Regions from separate parts of the Mus musculus genome. Here all the other regions are linked to region 1. A link is a loop called in an ENCODE intact Hi-C map of the cell type or tissue named here. Cell type or tissue: left cerebral cortex. All regions are shown on one strand. Region 1 holds the start of Plcl1 (phospholipase C-like 1). Region 2 has its middle 14 kb from the start of Gm32949. Region 3 overlaps Plcl1 (phospholipase C-like 1). Region 4 overlaps Plcl1 (phospholipase C-like 1).

Region 1 (8,000 bases):
AAGATTAAGCTGTCAGGTTAGGTCTTGAACTCCCATTTTGGTTAGGGTAAAATTGGAAGAATGAGCTCTTCAACTTCATTTTATGGAATACAGCATTGTGCAATGCTTGTCCATATCACGCTACTTTATAGAGTCAATTGAGCTCTTTGCTGCTGCTTAATATCCGAGGTGTTTCCTGAAACATGCCTTTTAATCTCTCACAAGCAATTGTGATGCTATCTGAACTGTTTAACCAGCACACTTTATATAGAACAGAGCATGCACGGCACAAGTGCTAAGTGTGGTTCAACATCTGCTGCTACTCTGCTGCAGGCTGAGGGTAGAGGCGGCTGTATCCATGGTGACCCATATGACTCAGTGGGAGTGGGAGCTTCAGGATTGTCGCAGGGATTAATGGCAGAGCAAATGTGGGCCAACAGCTTCACCAGACATTTGGCCTTACAGATTTTTTTTATTATTATTAAAGAAAGGACTCAGTTTTAAGATAGGGATTCATTTCATAAAGTAGACAAACATATAGACAGACAAAGCCATATAATGGAAAACTTAGAACACAAAAGATATAAGAAATCATCCTGGCCATATGGCTCATGGGGTAAAGGTGCTTGCTGCCAGTCCTTATAACTTGAGTTTGATCCCCCAGAACCCATATGGCAGGAGGAGCAAGCTGTCTTTTGACCTTCACACTAGGATCCTTGTACACACACAAATAAGTAAGATGTAAAAAAGAAAAATAATCTAAAAAGAAACCATACTTTACTACTGTGTTACTATTCAACTAAAACCTCTATTACATTTTTAAATGATTACTCCTCCTAAAAGACTTGAGGTGAATGTATCAATAAGATTTATAAAGAAGCTGCAGAAGTAATTTATCAAAACCCTAAGGTTAAGAATGATTGGAGAAACAAACAACCATATTATCTTCCAGTGGGATCTATATTGCTAAAAGACACATAAGCTCCATGTATTGGCTACAGTTAGAGGGGTCCTATGTACAATATGGAGATGTGGGGTGGGTACCTGGGATGAGGGGAAGGAAAATCAGTTTATTTGTTTTTGCACTGAAAGCATCAGACATCAGATTTATGTTCATTTTGAAGAGTTTTATTATTATCATCATCATCATCATTATTATTATTTATAAAAAACTAATTGTATACATAGAAAAGGTGCCAGTTGTCAAATCAAACAAGGCCTCAAGGGCCTTTCGACATAGTTCAATAGTACTTTCCATAAATGTGCCTGTGGCTTCTGCATCAGTAGGGACATAGCCATGGCGTGAGCTTGCACTCCAGGATCCCTGTCAAAGTATGCCGATACACAGAAAACGAGTCCACTCCGCCTGTATGTTTTACATTTACCCTGCATGCACAGATGGTTCCCGGATGGCTGGCTGACTCCTGGTAGTGTACCTTAGCTTTAGAGTATTAGAGTGGCTATGTTGTGCTAATGGAAGAGGCTTGTGCACTCTGCAGGGAGTGGGCCTTTCCCCCCCATAGGAGAGAAGTAGCAGTTATCAGATGTTGAGAAAATATATCTTGAATTTAATGTTTTCAGTTCTTTAAAGCCTTACTAAATTGGAATATTATATCTATTACAAGCAACCTATAATTTCTCATTCTTGTAGAGCCTATCATGGAATGGAGTTTATGTATACTTTGAGAAAATGTTAGTTGATTTTTCTGTTTTTATTACTGAAATTTCCTACTTAATTTCTTAAATAGGCAACAATTTATCTTAGGGAAAGTTTCACCAAAATTGAACAATCTTTAAGTTTTGCTTAGGTTTTCTTTACTGTGTATTTATGCTGCTATAATATTTTATTACAATCACCCTACAAATGTCACTTCCTTGTCCTATCGAGTTGGTGGAACACAGCACTGCTCCTGGATCACAGTCAGTGGATTTGTTAAGAAAACTTTAAAGGCCCCTCACATTAAAGTATTACCAAACAGGCAGATGGGAGAATACATGTTTCCTTACACAAACCAATTTGTTGTGTTGATAACATAGAATTTATCCTAATCAGCTTTCAAACACTGCATTAAATAACTAAGATAATGTGGAGAGTAAAGGTTATTTTGCCCCACAGTTTTGGAGACTTCAACCTGTGACTTATTAAACTTGTTGCTTTGGGCCTAAACATGGAATGCATGTGAGAGTATGTGTGGAATGCATGTTTGAGTATGTGTGGGATGCATGTTAGAGTATGTATGAGATGCATGTTAGAATATGTGTGGCTTGCATGTTAGAGTATGTATGGGATGCATGTTAGAGTATTGTGGGTTGCATGTTAGAGTATGCATGGGATGCATGTTAGAGTATTGTGGGTTGCATGTTAGAGTATGCATGGGTTGCATGTTAGAGTATGTGTGGGATGCATGGTTGAGTATGCTGCCCAAAGACAATTCTGTTCTTTGGCTACTTTCAGGACTTTGAGAAGGGACATATTTAGTTAAGACACTATGATCCTATTCTTGTTCCTACATTAATAATCTCCTTGCTAAATTATTTTCACCCACAGTTTTTTCTCCTTCCTTTTTTATAAGTAATGTCTGCAATACTAGATTGGTAGATTGGAAAATGGGAATGTACCTGGGTATCCTGTCTGTGGAGATATTCAATTGTGTGGTCTGTTATACTGACCCCTATTTGTTTCTCTGAAATATAGGGTGTAATTTCTATGTAAGCAAAACTTTGCCAATTTTAATTGTTAGTGTATCTCTAGTTCTCAGAACTGCCTGAACCAAAGCAAGTGTTCTTTTTAAAAAATATTTATTTATTTATTATATGTAATTACACTGTAGCTGTCTTCAGACACTCCAGAAGAGGGCATCAGATCTCATATGGATGGTTGTGAGCCACTGTGTGGTTGCTGGGATTTGAACTCAGGACCTTTGGAAGAGCAGTTGGCGCTCTTAACCGCTAGCCATCTCACCAGCCCCAAAGCAAGTGTTCTAAAGATATTCATGGATAGATTTCTGTAGTGTTTCAATATGACAAAACAATCACTTTGGCTTAAAAAAAAATGACCCTATCACTTCTCACACGATGAGATTTCTAGTACTCAAGGATCCCAGAATCCCACTTGAGAGAAGAAATCAAAGATAAGAATTAGCAGCAGCAGAACAAGCTGAGAGCACTTGTGAGTTGGGGTAACTCGGAATCTGAGACTCCACTTAACAACTAGGCAGAAACCGAGCCAGGTCTAATAAACCTGAAAATGCGTAGCTGAAAATACGTAGCTGAAAGTCAAATAGGCCAGCTTGGCGCTGCTCATCGCGGGAAGTCACTTCAGAACTGAACTCTGGACCTAAGAAATAGCCAGTGAGAAAAATCAAGACTCCCTCTATTGCTGAGACATCACAGTGAGAGAGTAATTTTGATAACTACTTTCTATGTGCCAGATAATTCCTTGTAAAGAATTCTACTCCATTTTACATATAAGGAAACTAAGAATCAAAAGTTTCAAGTAGAGGCCTGCAAGGTCTCTATGTGACTCACTGGATGAAAGCACTTATCAAACCTGACAATTTGATTTCAATTCCTGTAATCCACATGGTTGGAAGAGAGAACTAATTGCTCCAAGTTATCTTATAACCTCTGCACACACCTACGGTGCGCATGTGCGCACACCCCCCCCCCCACTCTCCACAAAATAATAAATAAAACATAATTTAAATTAGGCTTGAAGTCGCTTGCTGAAAGCTACAACCAGCTAAAAAGCAAGAGAATCAGAGATATGTGCTAGATGGTAATTTCAGAGCCCGTGTTCTTCCTGCTACATGCGTTTCTCATAATAAGTAAGTTCCATCCAGGCACCATTGTCCTGGAGACTAAAAAATGGTTCCTCCACTCCCAATGTCATTCATGCTGGTTATGACAATGTCTTGCAGCAGGCCCAGCCCCAGCCCCATTGCTCCTAGAGTTTGGATCTTGACTGTCCCCCAAACCCCATGCAACTTTGCTCTCTTGGGAGGTGGTAGAACCGTAAGAGTTGGGACTTAGTGGGAGTTTTTCTTGCATCAGGAGAATGCCCTTGCAGGAAACTGTGACCTTGGTCTCTTCTTGCTCTGATTTCTTGCCTCTGTGAGATAAGCAGGCACATGGGGGCATTTTTAAATTTAAAATGGCAGGCAGGAGAAGCCTTCTGAGCTTATGGCAGGAGACAGCAGAAATGAAAGACCCTTTAGATGTACTCCAATATTCTCAAGGCCGAGTGAGTTAGACAACCTCCCTGAAGAGCTCAGAGTCTTCAGCAGTTTCTGTGCATTTGTGCTCGCAGAAGGTCACAAGGGACGAGTGCAAAGGAAGGGAAGATGGAGTGCAACTGGTCGGTCGTGAGTGGAAACAAAACATTTTGCAAACCATATGCTCTATGGATGTAAATATATATGGATATAAATATATAATCATATATGGGTATATGGATGTAAATGTGTATGGAAAAAATATATATGGATATAAAGGCACACAAGCCTGTAGGATAGGAAACACTGGTATATAAGACTCATATAGGAAAATGACGAGGGAGATATCTGCAGCTTTACAGTCTTCAAAGGACAGCTCACAAGTGGCAAGTTGACAAAAGTATCAGAAAGCAGACACCCTGACATCTGTAAAAGACAAAGTTAGGTGTAATAATGAGAGAGCATCAGAAAAACAGTAGCCTAAAATTGGCTATACTTCTGAGGACAAAATATATTTTCTATGTAACAGTTATGAGAAGAAGCGCTTGCTATTTCGGTTGTAGTTCTCAACATCTCACTAGAGGGCAGTGTTGCTTCTAAAACCAGAGCTGGCCTCTCATCTAGAGGACACTCATTTCTGGGTTGCACGTATATTTAAAGAAAAGGTAAAGTCAAGTCTTTCCAGTCTTCCCTAGGAGATGGTAAATGTCAAATGTGAATTCTCCCAAGAGCCCCATCCAATTTTGACTGGTTGTAGCCCCAGGGGAGCCAGATAAAAAAAGTGAAGAGAGCTTGGAAGGAACTGGGTAGCAGATCTGATTTTAGTGTCTGTACTAACCAGTCAGTAGACAAGGTCCTTGGGCTTTCATTTCCTCTGTTAAATAAAAGAGCTGCCCTAGATGACTCCTAACACCCCAGCTCATCCTTAAAATGCTAGAATTTTAATAAATTTCTGGCCCTGAAGGGCTGAAAAATTTCTTGGTGCTATTGGCCACGTAAGGAAGAAGTAAAATCTTGAATTATGAAATAATTAGTAATTTAAATGCATTTAATGATCTAAGTGAGATTCAGTACGTCGTCCAACTCTCCAGGGACCTTAGAGCCATTGTCTACATTTGCTCATGGTGTGATTAATGCTACCGAATCCCTGCTCTCCTCTTGGTTACTAGCTTGGTGGAAGGAGCAAAATGTAATGATTTAGAATTATATGTAGAAAGGAGGCTGGACCCTCGTCGAGAACGGTTTAGGGTAGAGACTAAACCTGCCAATGACCTTGTCGCTATGTGGCTTCCATCATCTCTGTGTTTCATTCGGCGGCGTTCCCAGGGTTTTCGTTGCTCTGCTTCCTCTTACCCTACCTACCCCTTAAACCCAACTCCTTGTTGTATTGACTCAGATTACTGAGTGAATGTAGAATCCGCTCATAGAACCCGAGACAAACTGTGGAACTCCAGGGTCCTAGTGCGTGGACTTCACTTCTAAGGATTGGCAGGAGAGCCAGTGATTGACCCTTGGCTGTGCCAAGTGTCACTACTACACCCCTCCAAACACTCTAACCTTCTCGCTCAACATCTTCTTTATTCCAGATTTGCTGTTTTGCAGTGTTTCCTCCGTCATCTCACTGCCGCCCGCAAACCACCCCACCCGCGTCCCATTTCTTGAACCTTCAGGCCGCTTTCGTCTCCTTTCTAAACTTCCTAAAATGTACTCTGAGTGCCTGTGGGTGCGCACACTGGCGCGCGCATCCTCGCCTAGTACCGGGGCCAGCTGGGCTGGGCAGGCTCCGAGCAACAGAACACATTCCATTCTTCGCGCTCGGGCACACCCCTCCGCGGTGAGGATTGGTCGGCCCGAACCCCCTCGGTGAGCCTCGGCTCCTGAGAGGCCGGGGAGCCTGCCAATCCCCACGGGCTGTCAAAACAAGTCTTCCCTCCCTGTCACAGGCGAGCGGAGTGGAGGCCGCCCCGCCGCCGCACTTCCTGGGGCCGCCGTGCTGCGGTCGGCGGGCAGGTGGCTGGTGGCCGATCCGCAGTCGCCGCTCCGGCCGCGCACGTCCCGGCTCCGAGGCTCCTGGCTCCGGCGCCCACTGCCTTTTGTCTGCACAGAGCCGGCGCTCGCCTCGCGTCTCCAGTACCTCCCGCTGCTTTTCGCCTGCTTCTCCCTCCCGCTCACATCTTCTCCCCGCCCCCGCCGCCCGTCCGCGCCGGCCCGCTGACCTCCTGGACCACAGCCCGAGGACGCCTCTGCCGGAGCGATGTCTCCTTTCTACAAAGTTGTGGCTGCCACTGCAGCGGCCGTGGCGCGCTAAAACAAAGTCTAGCGGGGTTTCCTTCTGGTGCCTGAGCGCACCCGTGCCCGGGGCTGGACGCCGCTGGCGGTCGTGCTGTCTCGCCGGGAGCCTAAAACGTGCTTGGCTATGGCTGAGGGCGCGGCTAGCAGGGAGGCTCCGGCGCCTCTCGACGTTGCCGGGGGCGAAGACGACCCCCGAGCCGGCGCCGACGCTGCCTCAGGGGACGCCCCACCCCCGGCCTTGGGGGGCCGGATGAGGGACCGTCGCAGTGGGGTCGCGCTGCCGGGCGCTGCGGGGGTCCCCGCGGATAGCGAGGCCGGCCTCCTGGAGGCTGCACGAGCGACCCCCCGGCGTAGCAGCATCATCAAGGTAAGCGGAGCAGCAGCGGCCCAGAGCCTGGTATGGGTGCCGGGTGGGTAGGGGACATCCCCCCTCCAGCCCCTGGGCAGGATGTTCATTGCCCTAGGCGTCGCAGGCTGGGCATTGTTTTCTCCCACCTCCTTCATCGCCAAACCTTCCTGCCTAGTCCGGAGGTTCCCAGAATCAGCTGTTGGCCTTGAGAAGCAGAAGTGACTTCCTCTCTGACAGCGGAGGAAAAGTTCTCTGCGCTTCTGCGGTTTGATGGATGCTTTCCCTCATTTTCTCACTAACCGGTGGATGGGAGGAGGAAGGGTGAACTTGGGATAAATGCAGAGACCTGCGGGCTGGCTGTGCATTCTCCAGCGGAGAGCTAGCTTTCCCGAACAGCAAAGGCAAAGCACAGCTTACTTTTAATTGTGTGTGGGAAATCTCCCCCATACAGAAATGGTTCTGAAATCCTGAAACGCCTGAACTTTGCAGATAGGCAGGCAGAGTTTGCAGCGGACGCTGCAGCATAGAAAGGATGAAGGAAGAGCTTAGAGGTTTTGCGCTGCAGAAAACACACATCCGGGAAAACGTTCCCAGACTCCCCTAGCACCCCCAGAGGATTTGCCTTTATCCATCTGCCAAGGAATTGTAAACCTTTCTTCGCCCTATTTATTTATTTCTGTCTTCCACTTTGAACTTGTTTCCCATGTTCGAAAGTTCATCTTTTGGGTGCATGACTTTGGAGTAATCTTTTCAGGTAAGAGCCCTGGAATAGGGCTTCCTAGCATAGATCTATGTGAATACTACGTACATGTGAGATTAAAGCTGATCTTGGTAAAGCAGTCAGTGTGAATGTCCACCCATCTGTGATAAACACAGTACACCACAGGCGACAGCAAAAGGTCTAGGAGCCACCTATTATTCTTTCTGGATAGGCTCATACATTCAGAAAGCTTGCTTAGGTTTAAACCAAGCAATCGCGATGTAATGCGTGTCTTCTTTCCCACGCTAGCAGCACCAGTGTTTGTGCCCACATTCACCTATCTCCAGGCACTATCTATGATTTTTCTCCAGCATGGACACATGGAAATTAAAAAGGTACAGGGAGACTTCTATGTTAAAAGTGGATGGTAATTTAAAATATCCTGTAGTAGTTTGTTTGTTTATCT
Region 2 (8,000 bases), 470 kb after region 1:
GTTCCTGCTCGCCACCCCTCACCCTTGACTATTTAGATACACTCTGCTTTTTCCTGCTGCAAGACTTTTGCATTTCTGTGGTTTGTAGGTAAAGACATTGGGCCAGAAGCTCATAAGGTAGGCCCTGTTGCTGTAGGGCTTCTGGAAAAACCTTCCTGCCTTGGATTTTCTGTCTTAAACTGTGTCATATGACTGCCCCTAGAGACGATAGGAACATGAACTGAATTATTGCCAATAGAAGCTTAAACAGTATTGAAAAGTAAAGAAGAAAAAGTATACTTGATGCAAATTCAAATAGCAGCAAAACATGCTATGACCTCATTTGTCTTAGAGCTGGACACATGACATCCCACCCACTCACCCCGGCCTGGGCAGGGACTCCCATTTACACTACCATGCTTGGGACGTCAAGGTGACAAGAAGCATGAAGCAGAGACTGATAAATGTGGATGCTTAGTTAGCCTTCCCCTGATCAAACCACCTATTCTTCAAATGGATCTTTCCAGGTCAACTAGCATAATCAAGATAATCCCTTACAGGCATGGCCAGAGGCTAACTTAATGTGGATAATCCATTAAAGTGTGTCCATGGATTTATATCTTAGTTGATTCTAGGTCCTGTCAACTTAATAATCATGATTTCTGTGCTCAGTAGATATTTTTAAATGCATATGAAGGCATAGCTAGGAGAAACCAATATGCAGAGAAAATGTTGACTGCCAGCACAATTATTGCAAACTAGAAACATATCTGTAGAAGTTTCTAGAAGGTTAAAAAAATTAAAAAGCCAGGACAAGACAGAGGTTTCTACTTAAGGTCGTCACACTATACATTGTGGTTGGAGAATCTTTGGTGTGTTAGTACATAAGTACCTCTGGATGGCTATATGAGTCACTTCTGATCACTGTTACCAAATACTCGGCAGAATGAATCTTGGCTCACAGTTTCGGAGAGTTTGGTTCATTAGAATGTGGGTGATGTGGTGGATCAGAGCAGCTCATTTCATGGCAGAGAGGTAGCAGAGACAGGGGAATGCCAGCACTCAATTGGATTTCCCCTCCCTCCTATTTTATTCTGTCTGGCCCACGCATTCCCACTCTTAGAACAGGGCAATTTCTCTGGAAATACCCTTATAGACAGAGCCAGAGCTGTGCCTTTCCATCTCCTAGGTGATTCTAAGTCCTACAATACTAACGATGATGAGCCATCCGGGCCACTGAAACAGGGAACAAATGTAGCCTCGTGTGGCCCATGCACCCTCAAGCAGTGTGGCTATTTCCACTGAGTATCCCTCCTCTGTGCCCCATACCGCGGCATTATCAGAAGGAGATGAGAGCATCGGCCAGCAGGCCCTCTCCTTCCTTCTCCTCCAGCTCTGCACAAACACTTCTAGACATCGGAACTCTGTTTGGTTTTGCAAATAACTGCTCTGAGGACCACCTTTGGGTCTAGAGTGGGGATATCAGTGTCCGAAAGCCCCTATGCTCCCTGGAAGAAAATTAAGAGCTTCACAGATTCTAAAATCAGGCATAGATAAATTTGGGTGGAGAATTCGAGGTTCTAAATCTATAGCAGGTTCTACAGATAGGTAGGCCCAGGAGAAGCTGGCGAGAGGCCCCAGGTCTGTGTGTGACAGCATGATGTCTAGCTGCAGGCTGGCCAAGGAGTCTGCTTTTGAGCAGGTGTCACCTCCTTTCCAGAGATGTGGACCTTTGCAGGTAAGCTCGTGGTAAGGGACGGGAACTTTTACCTTCCTTCAATACCAGAATTCCATACTAGCTACTTGCAGACAGGGACCAGAGAGCTGAGGAGCTCAGGTGCTGGTGGTCCCCGGACCAGAGAGCAGCAGGGGACAGTACAGAGAATGCTTGGGGAGCAAAGGTTCCAGGCACAGGTTTTACCAGGTCACCCTTCTGGACTCTATACTACTGAGTGGGGCTTAAGGCAGAAGAAAAGCCAGAGGCAGTGTAATGGACAAATTTAATCAATAAAATATTTCTGAGGGAAAGAAAATTAAGCAGAGTCAGGTACCATGCTGAGGGATGTTGATGAGGTCAGCAAACTTCTTCAGACAGGCATACATAGGGCAGTGTTTAAAATGACTTCACTTTGTGACAGCTTATCATTTGTGTAAATGTGAGCTATGGCCCTACTAACACTTGCCACTGTCCTGCTTTGTGTAAGGCACCCATCAATGCATATATATATATATATATATATATATATATATATATATATATATATGTGTGTGTGTGTGTGTGTGTGTATGTATATATATATGTATATATATATATAATGATAATGATGTTATTTAAACATGACATTCAAGGGTGGGGAGATAGATCCTATAATTCATACAATTATATATGTGTGTGTGTGTGTGTGTGTGTGTGTGTGTGTGTGTGTGTGTGTAAATTTCTTTCTCCAAAATAATGCTATTTCCCTATCCCACCCATCTCAGTTTTTGACTTCTTCTGAGATCCAAGAGAAAGGAAGGCAGAACAAGAGAAGCAACCCAGGGAACGTTTGTATTTGTGGCAACAGGGAGCTAACAGTGGGATGCTTTTTTTTTTTCTTTTTCTTTCTTTTTTTTTTTTTAACATAGTTGCTTTAAAATTTTTCATTTCCATTCAGCTTTTTTTTTAATTAGGTATTTTCTTCATTACATTTCCAATGCTATTCCAAAAATCCCCCATACCCTCCCCCCCTACTCCCCTACCCACCCACTCCCACTTCTTGGCCCTGGCATTCCCCTGTACTGAGGCATATAAAGTTTGCAAGACCAATGGGCCTCTCTTTCCAATGATGGCCGACTAGGCCATCTTCTGCTACATATGCAGCTAGAGACAGGAGCTCTGGGGGGTACTGGTTAGTTCATATTGTTGTTCCACCTATAGGGTTGCAGACCCCTTCAGCTCCTTGGGTACTTTTTCTAGCTCCTCCATTGGGGGCTCTGTGATCCATCCAATAGCTGACTGTGAGCATCCACTTCTGTGTTTGCTAGGCCCTGGCATAGCCTCACAAGAGACAGCTATATCAGGGTACTTTCAGCAAAATCTTGCTATTGTATGCAATGGTGTCAGCGTTTGGAGGCTGATTATGGGATGGATCCCCGGGTATGGCAGTCTCTAGATGGTCCATCCTTTCGTCTCAGCTCCAAACTTTGTCTCTGTAACTCCTTCCATGGGTGTTTTGTTCCCAATTCTAAGAAGGGGCAAAGTGTCCACATTTGCAAAACACATGAAACTCAAGAAGAACGAAGTGGGATGCTTTTTAAAAAGCAGCTGTTACAACTAAGAACAGGTATAGACCGCCTTCCTCAAGGAAGCCAGTCCCTACCCCCCCTCAAGCAGGACAGGTGTGCTCAGGCAGCCAGAGTGACTGGCAGGCAGGCGGAGGACCAAGCCAAGTCTCACCTTTGCACAGGAGTCATCCTGTGAAGGCTAAGAGGGTACGACCAGTCCTCTGCTTAGCTCCCATTTGCTGTGCAGGTCTCTGCTATGTACCCCATTCTTCTTTTGACCAGTCAGTCCTGTGATTCTTTTCTTGGCCACTGGAAGTAATATACATTTTAGGCTAAAGTTAACAAGCAAGATATTTGTCTTGAATGCTGAAACCATGGTGAGAAAGGCAACATTTATTATACATTTTTCTTTTCCTTTTGAATTTCTGGGGATTATACACAAGAAAGTATAAGTCTACCTCCTCACCCTCTAATGTCATGTTTAAATAATAACAACAACAATAATAATTGCAAAAACAGCATGAAAATATAAACTACTGAAGTATACATCAGTATCTTGGTTTTGACAACAGACCAGCTATGCTCCATCAATGGTAATACAAAGATTCCTTACAATGACAAACAAAAGAAAGTTCAGAGAGACCAGGCAGAGCAGCACATTATTCCTGATGTGCTCAATCTTGGGATTCTATTGGAACAGCAGCTGCTCCAAGCGGTAGCTGGTGTCCTGTGCTGGGGATATTCTGTGGTGGGTTAGTGCTGCCATCTAGCGGCCATATTGCAGCATTCGCCCTCATCTCTTTCCAAGACTCTTGAAGTGTGATTAAATCTAAATAGATCGAAGGTCAAGAGACAGGTTGCAGAAGCTCCCAGATAAACAAGATTTTCGATCTATGCTTACGTTTAACCTGCTAGTTCATGTTTTATTGAAAAAAAAAAAAAACAAAAAACACAATGGAGTCCTGTGTTCAAGGACTCATGCTGGCTGTGGTGTGTGCCATGGAGAAGCATGGCAGAGTCTTTGTCCCAGAAGAGGCTTTAGAGTCTGGGAGGGTGGAACTTTTTGCCTCATCCTGCTTCCCTCAGTGTCACAACTAAAAATAGGAGCCTGGAGAGAGGTGTAGGGAGGTAGCAGTTTGTCTCAGATCCCACTATTTTCGCAATGATATCCAGCTGTGAGGGCTCTCCACCCACAGTGTCCTGAGATCCAGCTGTGAGGGCTCTCCCAGCTGTGAGGGCTCTCTATTTGTACTTCTTCTTACCTTACAGGAATTTTGTCCTTAACATGCAGAGACAAGTATCAGAGAGACGCTCCTCTACCTCTATCCTGTAGGGGGCAGTAGAAGGATCATTAAGGAGTGGGTTGCGGAAGAGGCCTAGGAATATCACAAGGTTCAATTGGTTCTGCTAAGCAGCCTGCTCTGTGAGTACCACAGCCAAGGTAATAGAAAATGTACGCAAGGCATCTATACTAACGATAAAGAACCAAAACTAAAAAGACAAGATCAATATCTTAGGCTGTGAGCTTGTAGCAACCACTGATTCTTGCCGTGAGCTGCATCCCGCCTAGCATTTGACAAAGCCCTGCTAGCAGAGGTGGGTCTCTGAAGGCTGACCGGAATTTCATAGTCACTTTGAGGCTAGCCAGAGTTCTCTGCCTGCTGATCCTGAGACTGTACACCAAGAGAAATTCTGAAGGTTGCTTTAGTCAGCTAGTTGTCAGGGGATACAAAAAAGTAGCCAAACCCCCATCCTCAGTGCTTGTGAGAGCTGGATTGGTGTCATGACCTGTTCTTGCTGAGCCCTGAGCCTTTCTTTTATGAAAGAAACCCGTCTCAGGTTTTCTGCTCCACAAGTAAGGAACTGATGTCAGTGAATGGTACTCATACATTGCCTTATGATCTTCCAAATGCCTAATTTATCTACTACTTAAAGTTTACCAAGAGGGCTATACCCTGATTTCTTATTTTTCTGATTTACTCTATATATTTACCTATTCTCCAGTCTGTATTGCTAAGATCCATCTTGGCCATCTTACTGCATACAACATAAAAGGAGATGTGTCTGTAAGTCAGCAGAAGATAGAAGAATTAGGCTGTATAGACCCAGCACACTTGGGTGGGAAGGGGCTCACTAGGTTAGTGAGGGTCTTCAGACATGGGCATGACTATTGACTGAATGTCTATTGTAACCAAGCCTTTCATGGTCCTAGGTTCATATATCGATTTTAATGTTTGAGATTTACTATCATACATACAAATAAGATTTCTTTTCACCTTCCTGTAGTTGAGGACCTAATCATTGTTTTATCATGGTTGTTTATTGATCTTGGTTGATAGTATCATTAAAAGCTAGTATTCGTGTGTGTGTGTGTGTGTGTGTGTGTGTGTGTGTGTATGGGGGAGCATGTGTGTGCACATGTGTATTATCAAAAAGGTTTAGATCCTAGGTGATGAGGAGGTCAGCCTGATTTGCAGACTCTCCCATTTGGACATCCATCCATGTTGTCACTTTGCAATACACTGTCAAATCTTCCCTCTTGTTGGTGATTTTGTGTGACTTTCAGTGCAGTTCAGGGCAGGTTTCCTTGGTGAGGACATAAGCCCAGGGTCCTGGCCACTCTTTTGTCCTAGAAGGAGTTCTTCTGTGTTTGTATTAGCTGAGCTCACTCCCAATTTTGTTGTATATTCTCTTCTACTTAACCAGAACACACACACACACACACACACACACTTACAAAATTATAAGTAGCAAAATTAACCATAAATATATGCATCGATACACACATATCTGTGTACATTTCTTTCTTAATGAAACAGCGGCAAGCATGCACCTCATTCTTACTGTATTCTATTATCTGTTCCCTTTTGTGATTTATTGTCTTTTTTTACCTTTTGATTCTGACTTCGAACTCATTGTCTTTGTGAATCAAAGAAGTATAGTAACTCATAATACTATTAGGGATTTTATTGTTTAATTATGCAAAGATTATTTATAATTTGAATCAAATTATATTCTCTTATTTTGTAGAGATTAATTATTTATCTCTGTGTGTGTGTGTGTGTGTGTGTGTGTGCGCGCGTGTGCATGAATACATGCCACATGCTTCTGTGTTTGGGTGCCTGAAGAGGCCAAAAGATGGTGTCAGGTCCCCTGGAGGAGCTGGTTCCAGGCAGCCGTGACCAGCCTGATTGTGCTGAGAGTCAGACTTAGAGCCTGTGGAAGCGTAGGAAATGCCCTTCACTCCTGAGCCATTTCTCTAGCTTTCAGCCATCACAGCTTTTTGTCAAGAACCTCTGCAGCGGGAGCCCCTGATCTTCTAACACCACTCCTATCATTCTCCACATTGTTTGCATTTTCTAGAACCCACAGGGTATCCTGAATGTATCCTGGGACCCTTCAGTCAGCCCATCAACTCTGAGTTCTCCACCTCCGACCACACCCTGGCAGAGGGCTGTCTCAAGCCACACGCCAGGCCACGCACGAACTCTGTCTCTAGTTCCAGAAGATTCCCCATACTCACCAGTCCGGGAAGCTCTGGAAAGCTCCCTTTATTCACAAGACTTGGAGTTCCTGCTGTAGTTAGTTCCAGATTCTAAAGCTGCCTTCAGCATCTCCAATCTCTGATTCACAGGAGGAATATTTGAAGGCCCTGACAAGATGGACCCAGGCACTAGAGAGGCTGGAGGGAGGGCTAGTTTTGGTAAGCTCCCAGGATTCTATTGAATATTAAATTGCAGGGTGATGATTGCTTAAATCTGGTGTCCTCAGGCAATCACACAACGGATATCTGGACATTCAATATAAGTCTGAGGGATGAGATTTGAAAGCTTTTAACCTAATGCATATCCAAAATATAAAAATAATCCAATTGGTTCAGGCAGTTTCTTTTCTATCACCTCTGTGAGATGCTGTGATTGTGAACTGGGAAGCCTCACAACTCACCAGGCACTCACCTCACCTCAGCACTTTCTGTTGATGCGCATCTTTATTTTCAAAAAAAAAAAAAAACCCAAAAAACAAAAAACATGTTTGAACATGAGAGAGAGAGAGAGAGAGGGAGAGAGAGAGAGAGAGAGAGAGAGGGAGAGAGAGAGAGAGAGAGAATATGCTTACTGTTAGTGTGTGTGCCCACATGCTCATGAACACACAAGTCCATGTGTTGGGCATGACTAGAAGTCAATTTTGGATGCCTTTGCCTTCATCATTCTCTGCCTTTAATTTTGAAGTTAGGGGCTCTCACTAAATCTGAAACCCTGAAACTCATTGGTTTGATTTTTTGGGACCTGAGCTCTAGGGATCAATGTGACTGTACCTCACTCTCCCTTGCTCAGGTTACAGAGGTATACCCTAATGCCCAGCTTTTACGCTGGTGTTAGGGAGCTGAACTCAAGTCTTCATGACTGAGCCATCTCCCCATGCTTATAATTTACTCAAGAAGGAAACCCAGTCTCTCTGTCTCTTGAAGGGCATGACCCACCCAGTCAGGTGATTGCAATAGGAGCGTCTGTTTCTTTTTGCCCTTTGGTATTGGAAGAAACCTGGTGATAGTTACAATGCATAGAATCTAATTTGTCTCATCAAAAGGGAATTGGGAGGAGGTTCTTGTGGTGTGAGGTAATGGAAACAGGCTGTATTCATTAACAAAAGGCCAGTGGACAGGCATTTCTGCTTTGCCTTTGAGAGCTGTGGAGGTGGACCCCACTGGGAGGATGCCTCCCTTGGCTGTGAGCTTGGTTAGTCTGCAGGGAAGCAGG
Region 3 (8,000 bases), 150 kb after region 1:
GCATGCCTGATTCTGAGTGACTGTGGAGAGAAGAGGCCCTTCGTGACCTTTGTGGATAGAACACTGATACAAGATACATTGTACTGTGTTAAGTCATGGGGAAGAAAGGACACCTTTTTAGGCAGGTAGCTTGTGTTGCAATTCTGGCTACACTATGCCTAAGGGAAAATCCTTTGGCTTCTCTTCTGCTCTAGTTCTCTTATTTGAAAATGAAGATAACACTACATTTGTCATAGGATCATTGTGGGATTCTGGAAATAACTGTGACCATCGCTTCCTTGGCACAGAGTCTCTGGCAACTGGAGTCTTGTTTGTCTTTCAATATTTTTGGCTCTTAATTCAAAATTTGTCAGTGGTCCCTTATGTATACTTTTTCATATAATATAGTCAGTGCAACACTGTTCAGAAACTCCTGCTATTCGTACATGGTGTGTCATACATAGGACAACTGTCTCACACTGTCTTAGAATGTTTCCTGGAAGGCTAGCTTGTGTCATCTTTCTCTTTAGTGCTTTGGATGTCAAGTAACTAGTGTGGGAAACCTGAAGAGATGGACACTGCTAAGTAGTTTGAAATGCAAAATCAGATAAGCGAACAAAGCCCAAAGGAAGACAGTTTTCATTCTTAGTATTATAAATTGTTACTAGTTTTCTAGCTCCTGAATAGAAACTTGCTTCTTTTTCTTTACTGTGAATCAAAAAATGGCTTCATTTTATCACAACATTTTTGTTAAGTATTAAAAGTGGAATTGTTGTAAAATAAAACAAATGCACAGTAAGATATGAAGGAAGCATCTACATCCCATGCTTATAATACTCATAGCTGCGTGTACTAATGACTGTGATAAAGGAGATACACCGCTGGAGTCTTATCCTTCTAGAAGAATGTATAAACAATGTGTGGAGTGATCAGCACATTTTCTAAGAATTTATGGCAGCTGTTTTCCAAAAGTGGACACATAGTGTCATTTGTAAGACAAAGAATAAAGGCCATTCATATTTGATTCATGAGCAATTAACTTCGAAGGATTAGGGGAGATTAATTAAAGATATGTTTGTGCTTTTAGATCTAGTGGATGTACTTCTTCTGCAAATTTGGTTTCTAAGGGATAATAGTAAAACATTCAGGGTATGTTAAATATTTACCAATTGTTGAGTGTTTTAATGACAAGGAAACCATGAAATAGGAAAGCAACAGTCGCTTTTTAAAATAGCTGTCTTTCTAAAAATTCAAAACTTTCTAGCTGTAGTAAGAATGTGTGCCTTGGGTATAAATATTAGCATGCAGAAAATACACATTTAACTCTGACAACTAAATGATTTTTTTTTACTCAAAATCAATGGACTTTAAGCAGAAAAAATGTTCTCAAATACAGTTTTTATTTCAAACAAACAAACAAACAAACAAACAAACACCAAAACTCTCCTAAGGTAGCACGGCTGTGCATGCCTGCGCAGACCTGTTTCTATCTCTTAGATTCCATGTTTATTCCCCTTTGTTTCCGTCTCTCCCACCAGAATTTTCTTGAGGTTAAAGTGCAAAAGGAAAAGAATTTATCTTTCTTAAAACATTGGCTGGCTTTTGCAGTCCTTACTGATCTTTCTCTTATCAGGGTGTTTACAAACTTTATATTGGTATCTCACAATTCAACAGTATTAACAGAGTTTTGGGTTCCTTTCAGTTAGTGTTTCTGCATTCTTTGGGCTCAGTTATCCCAAGCAAATACCCCCGCTGGCAACTCTCAGCATATGTAAAATAAAGACAAGTACGGGTTGAGTAAAGATTACTACTACTGTCATCATTGTCTTCTTCTCTCCCTCCTTCTTCTCTCTTCCTTCCTCTTCTCCCTCTTCCTCCCTCTCTTCTTCCTCTTCCTCCTCCTCTTCTTCCTTAAATTTTTTTTTTTTATTTTGCCTGTATGAGGGCTTGGTTGTATACATGTATGGGCACAATATGTGTGTTAGAAAGGGATGTTGGATCCTGTGGTGGTCTGAATGAGAATGGTCCCTGTAGGCTCATAGATTTGAATATCTGGTTCCCAGTTAGGGACATTTTAGGAAGGATTAGGAGGAGGTGTGTCACTGGGGCAAGGCTTGAGGTAGAAGCAGATCATGCCAGGTCAGTCTAGCTCTCTCAGCTTCATGCTTGTGGATCAGCCATTGCTCCAGTGCTCCCCACCCCTGCTGCCATGTTTCCCATCATGATGGTCATGGACTGACCCTTAAAAACTGTAATCAAGCCATCAATTAAATGATTTTTAAAAATAGGTTGGCTTGGTTGTGCTGTTCCTTCACAGCAATAGAACAGTTCCTAAGACCAATTCCCTGGAGCTGAATTACTGATGATTGTGTGCTGTGCTGCCAGATATAAGTACTAGAAACAGAACTTGAGCTCTGTAAGAGCAGAAGATGTTCTTAATAACCAAATTAAAAGCCTCAGCCTGACGAGCTTTTAAAAGTTGCTGAGATATTGAAGGCAGTCACGTCACCACAGACATCTTTTCAGGTGAACCTTCCATTGGTTTTGACAATGGTGAAGTTCTGGTAGGATTCACCTTTACATTGTAGTTAATCTGAGTTGTAGTAATCCCAACAACAGTAGTCATAGCAGCTAGAGTATGCATGCTCTGTCCTTCCTGTTATTAATTATATTGTGTATCTTATGCTTTCTGCCCCATTTCATCCTCATAACAGCCTCACGAGAAGCAATTCCACAATTATCAGTGGCTTACAGACCGTGGAACTATTGTGTATCAGGCTAGGGTAGTTTGATAAAGTGAAATCTCACAGGACCAGAATTGGATTCAGTCCTTGCAATTTACACACCCTGTGAGCCAGGGTGAGGTGGCCACTGGGTTATATGGACATATTCTGGGAATCATGGGCAGTAACATGTTCATGATGGTCTGAGGATGGCTAATTGAAAACATTATAGATGATGTATTTAGGGTTTCTATAATAATTAGGACTGATCTATAACTAAATAATACATTATAAATATATAATATATAAATAAATGGAATATAGATACTGTAGATTTTTCCCCTTTTAAAAAATTAGATATTTTCTTTATTTACATTTCAAATGTTACCTCCTTTCCTAATTTCCCCTCTGAAAATTCCCTATCCCCTCCCCCTGCTCACTAACCCAACCACTCCTGCTTCCTGGCCCTGTCATTCCCCTATGTTGGGGCATAGAACCTTCACAGGACCAAGGGCCTTTCCTCCCATTGATGACCAAGTAGGCCATCCTCTGCTACTTATGCAGCTAGAGCCACAAATCCCACCATGTGTTTTCTTTGATTGGTGGCTTAGTCCCAGGAAGCTCTGGGGGTACTGGTTAGTTTGTATTGTTGTTCCTCCTATGGGACTGCAAACTCCTTCAGCCTCTTGGGTACTTTCTCTAGCTCCATCACTGGGGACCCTGTGCTCCATCCAATAGATGACTGTGAGCATCTACTTCTGTATTTGTCAGGCACTGGCAGAGCCTCTCAGGAGACAGCTATATCAGGCTCCTGTCAGCAAGCTCTTGTTGGCATCTGCAATAGTGTCTGGGTTTGGTGGTTATTTATGGGATAGATCCCCATGTGGGACAGTCTCTGGATGGTCATTCCTTCAGTCTCTGCTCCAAACTTTGTCTCTGTATTTTGTTCCCCCTTTCTAAGAAGGATCAAAGTATCCACATTTGGTCTTCCTTCTTGAGTTTCATGTGTTTTGCAAATTGTATCCTTTAAGATAGAAAAGGTGAAGGGCTAGGGTATTTGCTTTACCTACTAAAGGTTGTGGGATTATGAGAAAATATATAAAACAAAGCATAAATGAATAAATAAATAAATAGGAAGTGCATTAATGAATAAAAAGACGAAGAATGCCTCTTGTTTTTTTTTTCCTGATAAACATTTGTACATAGTGATATAGTTCTTATCAGTCTGTAATTTATGAACACACTGGTTAGGACATTATCAGCAACATAGTTTCTGATACAGAAAATACTAAGTATTTACAAAAATATCTGTGGTAAGGTAAAAATATGTGGAAGATTTATTTATATGTCATGGAGGCACGCTGGGAGGGGATGCTAAAAATTGGCTCAGTGGGAAAGAAAAGCAAGTTAGTTTGCATTTGGGGGTGGGTGCTTCAAGTCTAACCACCGAGCTTCATACCTGGTTACAGCGTTCAGCTTCTCAGAAGGAATGTCTTCCCCAGAGAATACAGCACCCTCAGAAGTTTTCTTGACTTAACGTTTCCCTTTTCTGGCTGTTGAGAACGAACTTTCAGGTCCCAAGGGGGACTGGTGTTCTTCCACCATGTGGGTTCCAGGGATCAAAATCAGGTCATCAGTCTTGGTGGCGAGTGTCCCCACTGAGCCGTGTCTCTGCCTGCCTACCTTCTCAGCCTTAATCTACTATTTTAAGAAATAACCAAGTATGCTCCAGATTTGGAGAGTAAGGAGCTTGTGTCCGCCTGTAACAGACCACAGCTGCTGTTGGAGTCATGTTGAAGGATGCTACCATATTTAGACCTTCTCTGTAAGGTCGTCTGAGACAGAGATCCGAAAGGGGATGGGCTTTTCTAATCTGGAGTTCAGCATTTATGGTACCCCCCACTTACCATCTTACCGTGCTGCCAGCCATGACAATGTGTATTCACCTTCTTTGGTGACATTGCAAGATCCACACAAGAATTTGGCTAATTTATTCTGATATCTCTGAGGACTACCTTCTGTCTTTCTCTAATGCTAGAAACACAGCCAGGGCATCCTAACAACTAATTTTATTTTTTTTCCCAAGGCAAACAGCCAGGTGTTATGTAAGTCAACTCACAGGATGTCTTTATAAGAATCTAGAGAAGTGGCTACACTTTGCCAGATTTAGAAAAATCTCTGGCTCACTTGAAAAGGCTATTTGGAATGCTGGATTCTCAGTAGGCTCCTTTTCCCATGGCTAAGACTTATGATTCAAGTGTGCCTAGGTGAGATATTAATAGCCTCCCTGTGGGGGTAGGTGGTTTCCTTCTGTCTTAAGAGGGGTATCAACATCTACGTAAATTACAGAGAAATTTAAGGTCATGTTATGTATAAATTAAACAGTTAAATTTAGAATTAGTTTAAAAGTATTTTTATTTGTTCTTTGATAATTTCCTAAATGCTTATAAGGTATTTTTATCATCTCCATTCTTTATCCTTTCTCTGACTGCTTCTGGCCCACTCTATGTGCCACCTCCTAACTTAATGTCCTTTAGTTTTTTTTTTTTAAATTTATAATTAGTTTTCTTGCAGTTCTGAGGACTGTGGTAGGCATATACCCAGCCGTTAACACTTATAATTAGTGACATTATGTTCAGATGATGTGAAAAATAGGCAAGTCAGGAATCCTTTTTACTCTCTCAAGAACTACATGAAGGATCTGTTTTGTGAGAAATGCATATTATTAAGCTTAAATTTAGGACCAGCGGTGACTATGTATTTGTGGTTTGACAATGCCATGCTGCTTTTGAAACTGGTTATCCTATGATACATTTTAGCTAAACACATGGAGTTTCAAAAATCTCATTTCATGCAAGGAGATTTAAAATTTTTTCCTGATATATTTTGTGGATAAACACTCAAAATGCTATGTAAGTTTTGTACAAGAAGTGCATTCTGTTTTATATTATTGCTTACATAAATGCTTTAACTGTCAACGTTAAAATCCCTTGGCTTTGCATTCTGTAGCATTAAACATAAATGTTGTGTATTTTATGCTAAATACTAAATGTAAGGAGATACTAGGAGTTTCCAAACAGTTATTTACAGAAAAAATGATCTCTAATCTATCTTATTTGTAAAGAAATACGATAGACACTAGCCAGTACTTCAGGTGTGTGCAGATAAGAATCCTAGACTCTTTGGGTAGACTCTATGCTAACATTATTGCCACTGGGATGGCTCTCAGCTCTGTAGATTTTGAAAGTACTCAGCTCCCCTTCCAGCTTACACTAGCTCCCTTAATTGAAAAATGTTATAAGAACCATATAATGAAACATTAATGGTATAAATGGATCCATGAATTGTTTTCAAAATTGAAATGATGGCTGAGTCACTATTTATGTCTGTTTAATTTGGAGACAGAACTGGGCCACACGCATGATATTTATAAAGCATATTAAGCACTTAGATGCTACAAAAGTAGGAGACACAAAGGGAACCATTATTATTTACACACCTTGGCACAAACAATGGAAAAGTAAGCATGCATAGAAAAACCTCTGGTAAAAATAAGAAACATGTGGATAGTCACTAAGTGCATTTAGCTGATGTCTTTCGTTCTAAAATTTCTGCTTTTATACTTTAAATTTTAAAATGCTGTTTGCAGTGGGAACACTTTGGTGCAGGCATATGTCAAATAACTAAATGAGAGCCCATGGTTGCCAATGCATATGCCTCAGTGAATTGTTAATTCTTAAATTATGGTTATGAATACATTAAAGTTTTCAGGCAGCTGCTGCCTAGCCTCGTTATGCCACAATGACATGATATATTATAAACGTTGAGATCCGTACGTTTATGCTAGCAGCCTTGTAAACACTCTAGAAGGAGTACACCAGCTCCCAGTGTCTTCGTCATGGCGATAGACGGCTCTCCCTCTTGAATTTTGTCTGGAAGGCTGTGTGGACCTCTTCTTCCCTTGGAAGTGACTTCGCTGGTTATTAGCTGACCAGCAGTGGGTGACTTGTCCCAGTGCTGTGACTCTCAACGATTCACTGGAATCCTCTGCAGAGATTCCTTCCAGAGTCTTGTAGGCTCTAAGGACCTTCAGTAGGTTAGGCCAAAGGTGTGAAGAAAAATGAGTGGTGTGGAAAACCTTCTCTTATGCCTCTCCTCTCCTGTTTCTCTTTCTGTGGCTTGCACCAGCTCATCTTTTCTCTATTTTGTTCCTCTGTGGCCAGAGAACAGTGGAAAGAAAGGTGGGAGCCTCATACACTTAACACCAAAAGCATTTACCAAGCCAAATGTCATCTAATGGTTTTCTCGTTCCATTTGTTCTGTGGTACACATACATCATAAGAGGAAAGAGAAGGCTACTCTCCTGGTATCAATCAGCATAGAGCAGTGCATGGGAAATTTGTGTACGTGAGAACTAGGTACAGAACTTCCAAAGTAAAGTCATGTAGGTCACAGCTGCTTTGTATTGACTCCAGCAACCGAACAGTGACTGACATAGACTGGAATATGCACCACCTAGAATCTTTTAGCAAGTTCACACTGCTACAGGAGAAAGTGGTGGCCTCTTAGCACAGAGGACTTCCCACATCACTCTGAACACATGTCTTAGAAGTGACATTGGACTGAGCATGGGGACTGCAATAGAGAAAGGACTGAAGGAGCTGAAGGGGTTTGCAGCCCCATAGGAGGAAAAACAACATGAACCAACCAGACCTCCCAGAGCTCCCAGGGACTAAACCACCAACCAAAGAGTACACATGGAGGGACACATATCTCCAGCTGCATTTGTAGCAGAGGATGGCCTTGTCTGGCATCAGTAGGAGGAGAGGCCTTTGGTCCTGTGAAGACTCGATGCCCCAGTGTAGGGGAATGCCAGGGTGGTGAGGTGGGAGTGGTGGGTGGGAGAGGAACATCCTTGTAGAAGCAAGGGAGAAAGAATGGGATAGGGAAGTTCCCTTTTCCCAGTTTCTGAAGGGGAGACCGGGAAAGGGGATAACATTTGAAATGTAAATACATAAAATATTCAATAAAAAAAGAAGTGACCAATCTAAAAGAATTTACTACATTGGTTTAAGAAACTATAACTTTAGGCGTTAGGACTGAAGGTGATTTGCTTGCCACAAACTAGAATACATGAAAATAATAGCAAGCTTCTACCTTGCATGCTGGGTAGTTGCTGGGCAGTTGCTGGGCAGTTGTTCATTTGGTAAGGTATCTTTTATACCTTTATACCTGGTGATTTTAGGTGAGAAATAGGGGCTTAAAAAGAGATGCAGTAACTGGGTCTTCCATTTTCTT
Region 4 (8,000 bases), 120 kb after region 1:
TTTTTATAGATTGTTTATTGGTAGATTCAATCAGTGTCCCAGCTTTGATTAATTTGGTAGGTTTTGAACACTGGAAGTTAAACATTCAAAAAGTGTTAGGTCTTTCAAGCTAGTGCATCACTAAAGGATTGGGTGGTAGCTTCAGCAGTGGTTGGAGGTTCCATGGCACGGAGGTTACACTAGCAGGCTGGTGGGTGGCAGATGCCAACCTTCAATGTGAGTGCAGCACTGGATCATGGATGATATTGCCACATGATAAGATCATGTGAAGAGAGCATGGGAGAGAACAGAATGAGAAACAATTTTTTTTAACTAGGCATTTATTTCATATACATTTGCAATGCTAGAGAAACAAATTTGAGTAGATAATTTACCCTGTTCTTTATCTCTGCCAGAAGTTCCCCAGGCAAGAAAGTGAACTTGCTGGAAAGCTGTGGCTTCTCTTTGTGCTCAGTTGATTGCTAGGAGACTGAAATTCTCCTGGAGAACTCACAAACCCTGGGTTAGTGAAGGTGGCAATTGGGGGGGCGAGGGGGGGGGGAATGAGCTTCTCTAACTCCGCACGCACACACGTGTTCATCTATAGAAAGGCGATGTTGCAGGCTCCTGAGGTTTCTCAGCCAGAATTTCAGTTATGAGATTTAGTTTCAGAGACAAACCTTTAACACCCAGGCCCAGGAGATGGCTAGTTCTGCCTTGTGTTACTTTTGACCTGAATTTCTAAAGGAGGCTGTACATTGTACAAAACAAATGTCAAAAGCATGTTGATACGGTTCATGAGATTTTACAGGCTGTGTAACAGGTAACCGAATTAAAAAAAAATTGTGGAGAGTACCCAAAAGGAATTACCCAGTGCTAACATTTCAATACTACCACTTTCCCTTTTAATATTAGTTGCTTCAAGGAGAAACTGTTAATAGTTTATAGCACTCGTCTTAGGACTTCTCTCAAAGCATGGGATTAGTGATATCTCAGACTTCATGGACCCAGCATCTTGGTAACAATTTTATCACCAGATACCACTGGGGCCAGAAAACACAACATCTTTGGACAGTCACAGAGCAGTGAGCTGACTTATGTTCCAGAAAGCCTTAGTTAGCTGACTGGAAAGGAGCCTCGGCTGTTAAGAGCACAGGCTACTTTTGCAGAGGACTGGGGTTCAGTTCCTAGCACGCACATGGAGGCTCACAACTGTTTGTAACTCCAGTTCCAGAGGATCTGTGGTCTTCTTCTGACCTCTGTGGGCACCAAACACGAGTGTGGTATACTTACATACATGGATGCAAAACACTCATATACATAAAATAAAAATAAAGAAGTCTTAAACAAACAAACTAACTAACTAACTAACTAACTAACTAACAAAGACCTTTGTTAGAAAAGCAGTGAGTATTGGTGGTGGAGGTGGGGTGCATGCCTGTAATTCCACGCACTGGGAGGCTGAGACCAGAAGATCACTGTAAATTGGAGGTCAATCCCTCTGGCTACAGAGTGAATGTGAAGTCAGCCTGGGCTACACAGTCTCTGTCTCAGTTCCCCACCCCCAACTAACCAACAAACTAACCAACCAAACAACAAATATGCCACAGTTAGCTGATCCCAGAGAAGAATCTGACTACAGGATGCACAACGGTAGGTTCAGAGCAGAAATGCTGATATCATCTTTTCTATCTCATTAAAAAACTTGGGGATGGGAGCTAGTTCAGTGGCTAAGAGTGCTTGCCATGAAAGCAAGAGGACCTCTCGAGTTCAAATCCCAGTACACATGCAAACATATGTTGAATTGTTTTTAACTCCAGCGTTGGGGAAGCAGAGACAGGCAGATCTCTCCAGATCCAAATAGTGTGGTGAGCATCAGGTTCTGTGAGAAAAAGTCTCAAAAAATAAGGTGAACGGTGATAGAGACATGTGGGGTACCCCTTTGGCTACGTATATACCCACATGTGACAGCAGACCTGCACACATGTTCACACTCATCACCACATAGGCCCCCCTGTACAATCTAAAAATTGCATTAATTATTAAACAACTAGGAAAGAATATCCACTAAATTAGAGGAGGTCATAGGGATAACAAGACAGCGACTAAGAAGTAGAGCACAACTGTCCCCTGTAGCTGTCCCTGCAGCTGTGCCCTGCAGCTGTCCCCTGCAGCTGTCCCTGCAGCTGTCCCCTGCAGCTATCCCTGCAGCTGTGCCCTGAAGCTGTGCCTGCAGCTGTGCCCTGCAGCTGTCCCCTGCAGCTGTCCCTGCAGCTGTTCACTGCAGCTGTCCACTGCAGCTGTGCTGTGGCCCTGCCAGCCCCCTTTCCTTCTCTAGCTCTGTGGGTTTTGTATCTGAGTTTGGTGCTTTTCACTCTTTTTTTTTTTCCTTGACAGCATCACCCCATATCCTTGAATTGTCTTTCTAGGGTTAAAAGGTTGTCTCTGGTATTCAAATGCTAGAGAAACATGGGTAGGTTTTGCTTAGAGACAGCAGCACAGGTTTCCAGAGTCCTAGCGGAGCACCTGGGCTTTGACTGTCTTCATGGCCTGGTCTTGGGCATCTTATGTCATCACAGAGAATGTGAAGGGCAAGAATAGTGTTTAGCGGGTTTCCAGTCCCACCTCTTTGAGAAAATTGTTGTCAAGCGAGCCTCTTCCTGGAACGAAAGTTCTATTGTTATGACAGTAATTTTACTGTGACACATGCCAGTCCCACAACTTTACTCAGTTACATTAATTGGAGAAAAACAACAACAACAAAAGATTTATTTTTCATTTATGCATATGTTGTGTCTGGGTGAATTTATGCCTCATGTGGAGTCCATAGAAGGCACCACATTTCCTGGAACTGGAGCTAAAGGGAGCTGTGAGCTACCTGAGGGTTCTGGGAACTGAACTCAGGTCCTCTAGAAGAGCAGGAATCGCTTTCTTAAACTGCTGAGCCATCTCTCCAGCCTGGAGAAGCACCTTTATTTAAATAAATTAAAAAAATTTCACATTACAATGTAATTACATTATTTCTCCCTCTGCCCTCAACTGACAAGTAGATCATGAAAATGTGATGCATGTACACTATAGAATACTAAAGAAAAATGAGATTGTGTGAACTTTATAGGTGATAGATGGAACTGGAAGAGATCTTATTAAGTGGAGTATCAAGGACAAATGCCCCACGTCCCCTCCCCTCTGAGACTCCTAGCGCCAGATCTTTGGATATGAGTGTATAACTTGGACTACCTGCAGAACCCAGAAGAATAAAACCGGGGCAGGGAAGAGGGAGGGGCAATAGTGAGGACTAGCAGATCACGTGTGATTTGAAGGGGAAATGGGGAAATGGAGGGAGAAGCTCTAGTGAGAGAAGGAAGTAGGGGATGAATACAGAAGAAGGAAGTTAAAGTGACAATGAGGGTGTCAGAGAACCTGAGGCATCTGGGGTGGAAGATTTTATGTCAACTTGTCACAAGCTACAGTCATCTGAGAGGAGGGAACCTCAATTGAGAAAATGCCTCCTTGAGATGGGCTGCGGGCAAGCCTGTAAGGCATTTTGTTAATTAGTGATTGATGTGGGAGGGCTTAGACCGTTGTGGTGGTGCCTCCCCTGGACTGGGGTCCTGGGTTCTTTAAGAAAGCTGGTTGATCAAACCCTAAAGAGCAAGCCAGTCAGCAGTTTCTGCTTGCCCCTCCATGGCTTCTGCCTCCAGGTTCCTGTTCTGTTTGAATTCTTTCTGTTCTGACTTCCTTCAGTGATAAACAGTGGTATGGGAGTGTAAGTCAAATAAATCCTTTCCTCCCCAAGTTGCTTTTGAATATGGAATTTCATCACAGCAATAGTAACCCTTACTAAGACACAGCCATAGTATTAACTATGTACCTAAAATAGCTATAATATGTGTTAGTCATTGTATACATGTACATAGAGTGTTTGACTGACAGTTTCCACCTGGGCTGATAATACCTCACAGCCCCCACCAAGAGTCACAGACTCTCAAACAGAAAAGCAGCCCTCTTAGAGTTGTTGGTCAGGTTCTCCAAGAGACTTCCAAAACCAGTATAGGTTATTGCTAGTGACGTGGCTGACTCTCAGAGGTAGAAGGTAAGTCCCTATTGTTGAAGGCACCACTTACATTAGATATGAGCGCCTGAGAAAGGCTCTTAAAGAAAAAAAGTTTAGTTATGGCATATACAAGAAAGGTCACTTATATTCAGTTGGTGATAAAAGTTATTAGTTCTAATATTTGTATTAGATATGTAAATGTTAGATATTAGGATGGGCACCTTTCCTTGCTTTCTTGGTACAGCAAACATTCTAGCACGTGGATTTTCAGAGCACAGGGGCGGGAACTCTTGGAAAGGGGTTTTGCCCTGTGCTTACATGGAAGTTCCATTCATTTCACTTATATATCTTCAGTTGATTGTCACTAAAGACAGAAACAGTTTGGCTGTACATAATTTGCTTGGTTCACTGTAGGCTTTCCTGTAGGCTGCTTCATCTACCATATGTTTACCTCGTTCCCTAGTGAAGAAATTGGATGGTAGGGTAGTAATTGGATGGATTGGTGTCTGATGAAAAGAACTGGGGTTTTACTCTTGGAGGTTGGCACTGTCTTCTGACATCCCTCAGAGACATCTCGGAGTGTTTTCCAGGTTGTTACCCCACTGTACCTTTCCTGGTCCATCACCTCATAGTTTGGTTATTTAACTTAGTGCCTCCCTCTTTTGCCTCCCACGTTTCAGTGGTTCAAGTTTGGCTACACATTGGAATCATCTGAGAGTGTTAAAAATACATGGATGCTAGTGGATCCCACAGAGACTTGTATTTAATTGGTCCCGAGCACTGCTTTGGTGTACCAAAATTGTATTATTTTAATCTTTCTTCAGATAATTCGAAAGTACAGCTATATATGAGAGTCACTGCTTTACAAAAGGGTCGTCTTTTAACCTGTTACCCTATGGGAGGGATATTGAACAATAAATAGACCTTGAAGAGTGATTACATTTGGCTCTTGGCAGGTTGCTGCTGCTGCACTGGCCCAAGAGGTCTCTGGATTAGCGAATGAAACACACACACACACACACACACACACACACACACACAGACAGACACACAGACACACCAGCTAATTTTGATATGACTGGGCACTTCTAAACCTCCCCACAGCTACCAAACACTCCCTTCTGGTATTCCTGACATAATATCTTTTAAAAATCTATATTTCATGTCTGCTACTCTAGACCCAGCCACTTTCCTGGATTCTCACATGCCTTGTGGGCCTTTAAGTTTCATCTTTCTGCTTCCCCATAGTGACGATTCTCTTCTCTCCCCCACTCTCCCTCTCTGTCTCTCTGCCCCCGTCTCCCTCTCCTTCTCCCGGTCCCCACAATCTAAAAATCCCACCCTGCCCTGTCTCCTTGCCCAGTCATTGGCTGTATGGCAGCTGGGGGGCAGGAACCTTTAGGTCTGGAAATGTGCTTTTGGGAGCTGAAATAAGACAAAACATTAGAACCAATTCCCAACACAGGAAAAGAGAGATGCGCACAGGATGCTGACCAGCTTCGGGGCTTGTGTAGATGGTTGAGGGTGCCCTCCACTGAAATAGCCAAAGTAGACAATATGCTCAGGAGAGAAAATTAGCCATGAGAATTTGGGCCACACAGGACATCTTTTTGGAGATTATAATTATTAGTAAATGCTAGGAATGACCAAATATGGAATAGGGATTTATTCCCCCACTGCTTAAAGTATGGATGAATCCCCATTGGGTAGTTAGCAGTTATTGTTTAAGTATTTTTTTGCGATGGAGAATGAATGCCCACTCTAGCTTTGCATGCTAGGGTAGTTTAGTTCCTTACAGACAATGAAGTCTGCTCCTAACCTCTGTCTGATGATCCTTTCTCTGCTAGGAGCTGTTCTGAAGTCCACCATTTCTCCCATGTGGTGGCCTTCAAGCCTCAGGAGAAACTGACTCTAAGTGTTGTTATTCTTAGCCTTCCTCCCAGGTCTTCATTTAATCCACTTGCAATGGCTAGACTTCCTGGTACATTTCCCTACAGATCAGCTGGAAGTAAATGCTAATTTAATTCCCTGAGCTGGGTTAATTAAGAGGATAAGTATTTCTTGACCACGTCTTCATTTAGTGACACTAGACACCTGATGTTAGGACAAAAAGATTATACTGTTCATTTGACATGTAGAAAAGGGATTTTTCTATAAAATGCTTTTTAAAAATTTATATCCCACTTAAAAATTACTAGATTTTAAAACAAGGTTTATGTAAAAGTGTGTTGCATTTTATTGAATAAGATATTCTTATAATTATTTTAAGAAAATTATCTCAATGTGGATAAATATGACTGCTTTTTTTTGAAAAAAAAAATGAAGTTAATGGTCATTTAAGACCATAAAATTATAGCAGTAAATTTATAGAAAATCCCAGTGGCCAATGGCCAACCCCCAACCAACGGGAAACTTCTGTCAATCCTCATATAGAAGATTATTTTATTTTGAGGTGCTGGGTATCAAACTAGGTCTTGTTCATGCTGGGCAGGTGCTCTACCAAGGGGCCACCCCGACCCGCTGTAAATCTTTCAAGGAAATGGAAATGACATGTATTTCCCACGGCTTCTATTCCAAAAGGTATGCACACATTTGCATAACTGGTCTCTCTCTCTCTCTCTCTCTCTCTCTCTCTCTCTTGCTCTCTCTCTTTTTCCTCTCAGAAACTGTTTTGAACTCAGAATGTGTTGTTTAGATCATGATTCATACGTCAGAGTCTTGCTTTAGGTACTTGGCAGAGCCAAGGAGTGTTTCCATATATAGCTGCAGAAACCTTTGTTGCCTCTTCTGGTTTGAGGAGGTATTATTCAAAGTTCATTCCTGAAGTTTTTCCCTTCCAGAAGCAGCAGCCATGGGCACTGAATCTATGTGCTGGAGGAAGTAAAGCTTGCTGTGTGCCCTGTGTCCTGAGCACCTGCTGAGTGTCCTCTATCACCCCTCAAGAATGCTCACACATCCATCTGTGGGTGACAGTTATTCATCTCTTCCGGCCCACTTCCTGCTCGTGGTCCCGGGAACCCTCAGAACAGCCTCTGCAGAGATGAATCAAGGCAGTGCCTAATTTCCTGAGTCATAGCCAGAGGCTCCCCAGTTACTCTGAGAATGGGATCTGTTTACCTCAGAGTTCCCTCTCTGGGAGGGTATTTGGAATTTTGGATGGTGGCCTGGAATTTTGGAGAGAGGAGTTCTCTTGGGAAAAGTTGTGCTGGTAGCAGTCAGCTTATACAGTTTATGCTGTCTGCCCTTTGCTAAGGGTCGTGTGATGTTGCAATTGTTTTTTGGGAAAAGGAGAAGTCCAGTTGATGTCGGTTCTGTCCAGTTGATGTCAGTTCTGATGTCAGTTCTTATACTTAAGGCTGGTTTTGTCACCTTCAGCCATTAGTGTCCAGAAGTAAGCTCTTCATGGTTGCTTTCCTCCTCTTTAATTACTGTCCTTGTCTAGCTCGTTTTCGAGTCAGGATGAGGCAGGCCTGTGCTTGACTCTTGGTGTTCTTTGGGATGTTTCCTTTGGGCTTGTTTTTGCCACCTGTAAAATGGGGTTAGTGATGTTTAGTGCACAGGGTTTTAGACGAGGATTAAACGGATTTGGTGATGTAATATACACAAAAGGGTTTAGCAGATCTCTTCAGGAAGGCAAGTGCTTTTGATCACAGCATCTTGGGCTTCATGTTGCTCAATTCTGGGTTCTATCCAACTGCAGCTTCAGATGTCCAGGCACTTATATTTAGGAACCCTTGCTTTGTTCCTCTGTACCCTCCTCAGAGACTATTTTAAGTTTGAAGTGGACTGTGTCATCCCTCTTGGGCAGCAACTAACATATTCAAGGAATGCCCCCTCCTCTCCAAGGGCTTTCCCAGTCACTGCTCAGCCCCACCACTGCTCGGAGAGCTTCTTCCTTTGACTATAAGGTCAGTGTTGTTGTTTGCAACCTCTGGTTTTGTTTTTATCTTTTCTCATGGGCTCT

The links. A loop is a pair of places that touch in the nucleus more often than their neighbours do. Peaks named below come from ENCODE experiments on the same cell type or tissue, not always from the same donor. Only the 100,000 strongest peaks of a DNase experiment are listed, where the experiment ranks them.
Region 2: a loop joins it to region 1, with 10 times the contacts of the local background. A loop is called at or near these places in 34 of 42 quality-filtered maps.
Region 3: it touches region 1 in a loop (2.8-fold over the local background); 2 of 42 quality-filtered maps call a loop at or near these places.
Region 4: it touches region 1 in a loop (2.6-fold over the local background); 7 of 42 quality-filtered maps call a loop at or near these places.

Annotation. Positions count from the first base shown.
Region 1 is chr1:55,399,779-55,407,778 of GRCm38, forward strand. It overlaps Plcl1 (phospholipase C-like 1), which reads left to right and starts at 6,168. Exons shown (of 6, transcript NM_001114663.1): 1 at 6,168-6,852. The coding sequence starts at 6,610. It also overlaps the pseudogene Gm8531. In left cerebral cortex, CTCF peaks have their summits at 2,839 (motif pointing right), 4,776 (motif pointing right) and 6,215; DNase peaks (open chromatin) are centred at 320, 4,789, 5,390, 6,046 and 2 more places; H3K4me3 peaks cover 2,610 bases; H3K27ac peaks cover 2,094 bases.
Region 2 is chr1:55,870,362-55,878,361 of GRCm38, forward strand. No RefSeq gene overlaps it. Among named protein-coding and RNA genes, the nearest start is that of Gm32949, 14 kb to the right of the region's middle. In left cerebral cortex, CTCF peaks have their summits at 4,007 (motif pointing left) and 4,572 (motif pointing right); DNase peaks (open chromatin) are centred at 3,992 and 4,550.
Region 3 is chr1:55,553,715-55,561,714 of GRCm38, forward strand. All of the region lies in intron 1 of Plcl1 (phospholipase C-like 1), which reads left to right. Among named protein-coding and RNA genes, the nearest start is that of Gm39642, 45 kb to the left of the region's middle. In left cerebral cortex, no CTCF peak of the experiment used is centred here; DNase peaks (open chromatin) are centred at 143, 4,489, 4,866 and 5,413; H3K27ac peaks cover 1,048 bases.
Region 4 is chr1:55,521,956-55,529,955 of GRCm38, forward strand. The region is part of intron 1 of Plcl1 (phospholipase C-like 1); the gene reads left to right. Among named protein-coding and RNA genes, the nearest start is that of Gm39642, 13 kb to the left of the region's middle. In left cerebral cortex, CTCF peaks have their summits at 6,895 and 7,095; DNase peaks (open chromatin) are centred at 3,373, 3,630, 4,634, 6,822 and 1 more place.